Linked DNA regions of Homo sapiens: region 2 is linked to region 1. A link is a contact called in ENCODE Hi-C or POLR2A ChIA-PET data. All regions are on one chromosome and are shown on one strand. Each heading gives the region's core, a stretch centred on a gene start or an enhancer-like site at or near the end of the contact. The rest is flanking DNA. Distances are from core to core; before and after follow the strand shown. Region 1 holds the start of NAT16 (N-acetyltransferase 16 (putative)). Region 2 holds the start of EMSLR (E2F1 mRNA stabilizing lncRNA).

What was found. Hi-C counts contacts between places; a loop is a spot of excess contacts on that map. ChIA-PET counts read pairs that join two places held with the same protein, here RNA polymerase II (POLR2A). Pooled maps may share reads with other maps.
Region 2: a loop to region 1 is called in a pooled map, with 2.1 times the contacts of the local background. The contact joins the promoter of EMSLR here to the promoter of NAT16 in region 1. A Hi-C loop is called at or near these places in 2 of 50 pooled maps. POLR2A ChIA-PET finds 5 or more read pairs at or near these places in 8 of 52 experiments (H1, HEK293T, HepG2 and 5 more).

What each region holds. Positions count from the first base shown.
Region 1 is chr7:101,178,254-101,181,995 of GRCh38, reverse strand. NAT16 (N-acetyltransferase 16 (putative)) reads left to right here and starts at 1,703. Exons shown (of 4, transcript NM_198571.3): 1 at 1,703-1,954. RefSeq lists a silencer at 1,534-1,828 and an enhancer at 1,200-1,922.
Region 2 is chr7:101,306,257-101,309,998 of GRCh38, reverse strand. EMSLR (E2F1 mRNA stabilizing lncRNA) reads right to left here and starts at 1,692. Exons shown (of 2, transcript NR_110115.2): 1 at 1,451-1,692. RefSeq lists an enhancer at 194-1,021.

The DNA of each region.
Region 1 (3,742 bases), core at 454-2,953:
AGGCCTTAACATTATTCCCTGCATCGGCCGGGCACGGTGGCCCACGCCTGTAATCCCAGCACTTTGGGAGGCCGAGGCGGGCGGATCACGAGGTCAGGAGATCGAGACCATCCTGGCTAACACGGTGAAACCCCGTCTCTACTAAAAATACAAAAAATTAGCCGGGGGTGGTGGCGGGCGTCTGTAGTCCCAGTTACTGGGGAGGCTGAGGCAGGAGAATGGCATGAACCCGGGAGGCAGAGCTTGCAGTGAGCCGAGATCGCGCCACTGCACTCCAGCCTAGGCGAGAGTGAGACTCCTCTCAAAAAAAAAAAAAAAAAATTATTCCCTGCATCTCCAAAGCAGTTTACAGTTGCTAAAGGGCTTTGTCCATCACTTTCCTGGCTCCTTACAGGGTAGAACTGAAGGTGTTCTGATCTCACTTTATTTATTATTTTATTTTATTTTGAGTTGGATTCTCGCTCTGCCGCGCAGGCTGGAGTGCAGTGGCACGATCTCGGCGCATTGCAATCTCTGCCTCCCGGGTTCAAGCGATTCTCCTGCCTCAGCCTCCCAAGTAGCTGAGATTACAGGTGCAGGCCACTGTGCCCGGCTGATTTTTGTATTTTTAGTAGAAACGGGGTTTCGCCATGTTGGCCATGCTGGTCTTGAACTCCTGACCTCAGGTGATCCTCCCACCTCGGCCTCCCAGAGTGCTGGGATTACAGGCATGAGCCACCGTGCCCGGCCAGGCCAGGCTAATTGTTGTATTTTTAGTAGAGACGGGGTTTCACCATGTTGGCCAGGCTGGTCTCGAACTCCTGACCTCAAGTGATTCCCCCGCCTCGGCCTCCCAAAGTGCTGGGATCACAGGCTTGAGCCACCGCACCCAGTCTTGAGCTCACTTTATAGGTGGGATGGAGAACCTTGTAGGAGTTAAGAGCCTGGGCCACCGCCTTATTAGAGCAGGGGCAGCGCTGCACCCACCCGGGTCCCAGCTCCACACTTCCCTCTTCCTCCCCAGCCACCAGGATCAGCGTGGGGTGCAGCGCCTCCTGAGTGCAGAGGTCTGTGTGAATGTGCCTGGGTGTGCGCTGTGTACCTGGAGGTCTTTCTGCCTGCTGTCCCGTGGGGTACATTGTGGATTTAGGGGCCTTGTGCACCCGGGGAACCAGGGTGCTCAGGCACCCACGCAGTGGTGAGAAGATGGAGAGATCTTGGCCTCCCTCTGCCCTTTTCAGCCTTTCAACTTCTGTCTCTTGATGTCTCTTCGCCTTCCCGGTGTTCTAGGGTTTCTGATTCCCTCTATCAGTTTCCGGGGACGAAGGCTCGGAGTCCCCTTCCCAGCCGCTCTTATAATGGAGAGAGGAGATTCCATTGAGGGGTGGCTCCTGGAGGAGGGGTACTTCAGGGCAGTGGGGGACCCCCGGACAGAGAACGGAGGTGCTGGGCGTGGGGTGGGGAGATAACTAAGCCAGCAACACCAGCATCACCACCACCAAAACCCGAGACACCACCATCCTCAGTCCCACTCCCCAGCCGGGACACAGGGCGGAGTCTCGCCAGTAGGGCTTGAGGCCACCCAGCTGCCCAGGGCGCACCCCGACCCCCGGCCCCGCCAGCAGGGCACGAGTCCGCTCCGGATCCGTCCCGGGTTTCTTCCGCGTCGCCGGGGTCTCCGCCCCTCGAAGCTGCCGCCGGAGCGTCGCCGGGGGAGCCACGCGTGCCACCCGAACCCCTGAACCGATGGGCGCCCCGGCCCGCGTCGCCAACGGAGCTGCGGCGCTGCCCCAGCGCTGACCGACGTTAGAGTCGGGCTCCGACAGCGCGGCCGAGTCCCCGCGCGTCATCCTCCTTTGACTCTTGGGGGCTCCAAAGGGACCTCTCTCTTGGCACCGGGGGTGTCTGCGCCCGCCGCCCGCCCCGCTTGGCTTTGCGGCATCTCGGCCCTGGCTCCAGCTCCGGCTCCGGCGAGGTAGGGGGGCGGCCGGGCCTGGGGACTGGGGAGGGGGCTAGCGTGCTCCTCCACCGCAGAATGGGGCAGCAGAAGGCCACCGCCCCTCAGGGGGACCAAGCGGCTGCGCCCCCTTCTGCCCAGCCCCTCCCAGTCCGAAGACCCAGAAAACTGAGTCAGAGGCTGCGCTTCAGGTGTCCAGAAGCGCTCCCCCGCCCCCCTCTGTTGCCATGTCGCTCCCACCTGTCCCCAGGGTCCGGCGCCCAGGGGAACCCCCGCCAAGCAGATCGCTCCCTTTGCAATCTCCCTCTCCCCCAAGCCCAAGCCCCCAATCCGGGGTAGAGGCAGAGGGAAGACCCTCACTCGGGAAGACCCTGCAGGACAGCCCCCCCTTCTCCACTACTGTGGCCCTCTGGGGCCCTCCCCCCACCCCCTTTGGCTGGGCCATCTTCCTCGGCCCCTGCCTCTGCCCACCCCCTAGGCCTTCTCTCCCGCCCCCACTTCATCGCCTCTCCCCGTCTCTGTTTCCAAGGTTGTTCTCTTACGGCCTTTTTTCTGACTTTCTTTTCCCCTTGACCCCTTCCCCTCCACGGATCCCCGCCCCCCATACCCCGGGGCGAAGGGGGTGTGTCACGCTGCTTTCTATTTACAGTGTCCCAGGGGAGGGGGTGCGTGCTAGGATTTTTTTTTTTTCATCTGCTGGGCCCAGAGTCACGAGGTGTCATGTCTGTGATTCGGTGTCGAAGCCTCCTCCGGCTTCCCTGCCTGTCCCCTGCGGCCGCATCTCCTGTCCGCTTTTGTCTGCTCTCTGCCTCCATTCCCGTCCTTTTCGCTCTCATCTTTGGGCGCTTTGTGCAGCTGCCTTCTTTGTCTCCGCCTCTCCGGCGACTGGGCTCTCCCTTCCCTCCCTCTCCTCCCTCCCCCAGTGTCAAGAAGCCATCGGCCTCAAGGGCATCGATATTTCAGGTGTGTGGGGTGTGGTGGGAGTGGGGTGCGGGTGGGTGGGCTGCCGGCATTCCCAGCTCTGACTCCGATCATGCCCAGCTATGACTCTGATCACCCCCTCCCCAAAGAGATCATTCATATTTATGAGATTTAAAGAATGTCCCCAAGGATGTGGGGATAGACATGAAGAGAGAAATGTTATTCCTCTTTTTTTTTTTTTTTTTTTTTGACAGCGTTTCACTCTTGTTGCCCAGGCTGGAGTGCAATAGCGTGATCTCGGCTCACCACAATCTCGGCCTCCCGGGTTGAAGCGATTCTCCTGCCTCAGCCTCCTGAGTAGCTGGGATTACAGGAATGCGCCAGCACGCCCGGCTACTTTTGTATTTTTTTTTTTTTTTTTTTTTTTTAGTAGAGAGAGGGTTTCTCCATGTTGGTCAGGCTGGTCTCCAACTCCTGACCTCAGATGATCCGCCTCCCTTGGCTTCCCAAAGTGGTGGGATTATAGGCATGAGCCACCACGCCCGGCCAAGAAATGCTGTCCCTCTTTTAGGAGGGCGCTTGGTCCAGGAGATACCTGGACTACATTTCTGACAGTGCCCTGGACTCACCAGCTGCCTCCGCCTCTGCCTAGACATCTGATGAGAGTTAAGAGTTCCACGGAGCCAGGCTGGAGGGTGCTGGACTGGAGGGTAGGAAGTGGTCACCATGTGAAGCAAGGGTTACAGGCTAGCCCACAGCTTTGGCTTGGCCTGGAGTCGCTGACCTGTTTTATTACTCGCCTCCTCCAAGGTTTAAGGACCTGGGAACCTTTGTTCATGTCCCCCAAAATGGAACAGGGGTAGAGGTGGTGCCTGGGTTGAAAGA
Region 2 (3,742 bases), core at 443-2,942, 130 kb before region 1:
CTGAGGGGACATAGTGAGGTGTGACCAGAAGACAAGAGTGCGAGCCTTCTGTTATGCCCAGACAGGGCCACCAGAAGGGCTCCTTGGGCTAGCGGTAACGCCAGCTTCTGGGAAGACGCCCCTTGCCGAGCGGACGGTAGTCTAGTGGTAGCCTCAGTGTCAAGGAAAAACACAGGCTACTTAGCAGACCGGGAAAGGGAGTCTCCCTTTCCCCGGGGGAGTTTAGAGAAGACTCTGCTCCTCCACCTCTTGTTGGAGGGCCTGACATTAGTCAGGCTTGCCCGCAGTTATCTGGAGGCCTCACCATCTCCCTGTGATGCTGTGCTTCAGTGGTCACGCTCGTAGTCCGCCTTCATGTTCCATCCTGTACACCTGGCTCTGCCTTCTAGATAGCAGTAGTAAATTAGTGAAAATACTAAAAGTCTCTGATATGCAAAAATAATGGCGTAAGCTGTCTTTCTCTTTGTCTCTCTCTCTCGCTGCCTTGGCTGCCAGGCAGGGAAGGGCCCCCTGTCCAGTGGACACGTGACCCACGTGACCTTACCTATCATTGGAGATGACTCACACTCTTTACCCTGCCCCTTTTGCTTTGTATCCAAAATATAACAGCGCAGCCAGACATTCGGGGCCACTGCCGGTCTCCGCGCATTGGTGGTAGTGGTGCCCCGGGCCCAGCTGTCTTTTCTTTTATCCCTTTGTCTTGTGTCTTTATTTCTACACTCTCTCGTCGCCGCACACAGGGAGAAGCCCCCCGACCCTGTGGGGCTGGTCCCTGCAAGCCCCAGCTAAGCTCGTGGTTGATCCCAGGCCCTGGAGCAGTGAGTGTGATGTGGATGAGGACAGTTGCAGTTGGGTGGTATCCCACAGGCTGGGTCCCTGACCCCAGACCCCGGGGAGGAGTGTTCAGCCGCCAACGGTGGCGGAAAGGGCAGAACAGCCACCAATCCCCAGGCCCCTGGCCCTCCTGCTCAAGGTCCTCAGGGGACGGAGCCGCCAGTGGACTGTCCTCAGGCCCCCGGGGTTTGGGCTCTGGTTGTGACAGACAGGGAAGGGCTGGGCCCCAGGCGGCGGACGGAAAGCTCAGGCGGGGCAGGGCGGGCGCGCAGTTGGCTCGTGTCTGGGTCCCGCGGCAGCGGCGGGATTATTTGTCCTTTGGGACTCCTGAGAGCGCCTGGCCTCCCCTCTCCCTCCCTGGCCCTCAGCTGGCGGCGGCGGTAACCGCAGGCAAGGCAGGAGCTGCCCTCGGGGCTGGACTCTCGGGGTGGCAGGGGCTGCAGCTGCAGCTGCTCAGGGCAAGGAAGCCCGTGGGCTCCACGTGGGCTCCACGTGGGCTCCTGCAACGCCGCTGGGGAATCTCTCGCCCGCTGCCCCCTATTCTGGAGGTCCGCGAGGGTCGGGGGGCTGTGGAAGTCCCTGGGGGAACTGCATAGCCCCGGGGTCTCTCACTCACCCTTTCCCCGCGCGCGGGAGCTGCAGGCCGTCCCCGCCGATCCAATTTCTCCGCGCAGGCTGCCTGGGTGCCTCTGCTCCGCTCCTCGGGCTCCCCGTGGCTTCTCGGCTGAATCCCGCGTTCTCTTAGCGGATCTGCTGCAAGTGTGAAAACCTACCGGCTCCTTCGGTTCCCGTCAGAGGAGAGGTGCGTGCCGGCTGCATCTACCAGGCCATCTTGAGCCTGTAGTCCTAGGTGGAAACGGGCCCCAAGTGCGCGAGTTACTCAAGGGCGTTCCCTGGAGGGTCTGGGTCGGCCCCGCCCCCTTCACTCCCGGGAAGGCCCCGCCCTCCCCTTCCAGACTGGACTGAAAGCTCCGTGTGCACACAGGTGTGTTAGCTAATAGAAATGGGAGCAGACTATTTACACTTTTCCACAAAAGTGTTCATTTTTCACTTTTTTTTTTTTTTTTGAGACGGAGTGCAGCGGCGCGATCTCGGCTCTCTGCAACCCGGGTCCAGGGTCAAGCAATTATCCTGCCTCAGCCTCCCGAGTAGCTGGGTTTATAGGCAAGCGCCACCACGCCCAGCTAATTTTTGTATTTTTAGTAGAGACGGGGTTTCACCATGTTGGCCAGGCTGGTCCTGAACTCCTGACCTCGTGATCTGCCCGCCTCGGCCTCCCAAAGTGCTGGGATTACAGGCGTGAGCCACGGCGCCCAGCCATTTTTCACTTTCTATACTGGGGATTTGTGTTAGTACTCACAGAGCCACCTTATTCTTTTTTTTTTTTTTTTTTAGACGGAATCTGGCTCTTGTTGGCCAGGCTGGAGTGCAACGGCGCGATCTCGGCTCACCGCAACCTCCCCCTCCCGGGTTCAAGCGATTCTCCTGCCTCAGCCTCCTGAGTAGCTGGGATTACAGGCGCACGCCACCATGCCCTGCCTAATTTCGTATTTTTAGTAGAGATGGGGTTTCACCATGTTGGCCAGGCTGGTCTCAAACTCTTGACCTCAGGTGATCTGCTCACCTCGGCCTCCCAAAGTGCTGGGATTACAGACGTCAGCCGCCGTGCCCGGCCTGCCTTATTCTTTTTTACAGCTAAATAATATCAATATAATCATCTATATTGGAATGTCACATATTGTTAGATGTTTGAAAAATCTTTTATGTTGAAATATGCATTTTTATAGATGGCCTTTGAACAGTATTGAAAAACATGATTTGGGGGTATAAATATGTTTAAATGTGAAATTTCAGAGAGATGATTTCAACAATCATTCCTTTCAAAGGTAAAGATGGGGCTGAGCACAGTGGCTCACGCCTGTAATCCCAGCATTTTGGAAGGCCAAGGCGGGCAGATCACCTGAGGTTGGGAGTTCGAGACCAGCTTGACCAACATGGTGAAACCCCATCTCTACTAAAAATGCAAAATTAGCCGGGCGTGGTGGCGCATGCCTGTAATCCCAGCTACTTAGGAGGCTGAGGCAGGAGATTCGCTGGAACCCAGGAGGTGGAGGTTGCGGTGAGCCAAGATGGCACATTGCACTCCCGCCCCGGCAACAAGAGTGAGACTCCATCTCAAAAAAAAAAAAAAAGAAATGTTTTGTTTTTATATTATAAACCTAAAAATTTAGTCACTCAGTATTTTTTCATATTTAACAATACTGCTATCTTGTGACAAACTATCCATAACATAAAATTTGCCAATCTAACCTTTATTTTATTTTTTTTTTTTTGAGATGGAGTCTCACTCTATTGCCAGTCTGGAGTGCAGTGGTGTGATCTTAGCTCACTGCAACCTCCACCTCCTGGGTTCAAGCCATCCTCCTGCCTCAGCCTCCCGAGTAGCTGAGACTATAGGCGTATGCCACCACGCCCAGCTAATTTTTGTATTTTCAGTAGAGACAGGGTTTCACCATTGTCGGCCAGGATGATCTCAAAGTCTTGACCTTGTGATCTGCCCGCCTCAACCTCCCAAAGTACTGGGATTACAGGCATGAGCCACCGTGCCCAGCCTGCCTCTTTAGCCTAGGCTGGAGTGGAGTGGTGCCATCTGGGCTCACTTCAACCTCCATCTCCTTGGCCCAAGCCATCCTCCCACCTTAGCCTCCCAAGTAGCTGAGACTACAGGATCGCACCACCACGACCAGCCAAATTTTTACTGTAGAGACGGGGTTTCACCATGCTCCCCAGACTGGTCTCAAACTTGCGAGCTGAATCCATCCACCCACCTTACCAGGACCAGCCCATTCTAACCATTTGGAAGTATACAGTTCAGTAGCATTAAATACACTCACATTGTTATGCAACC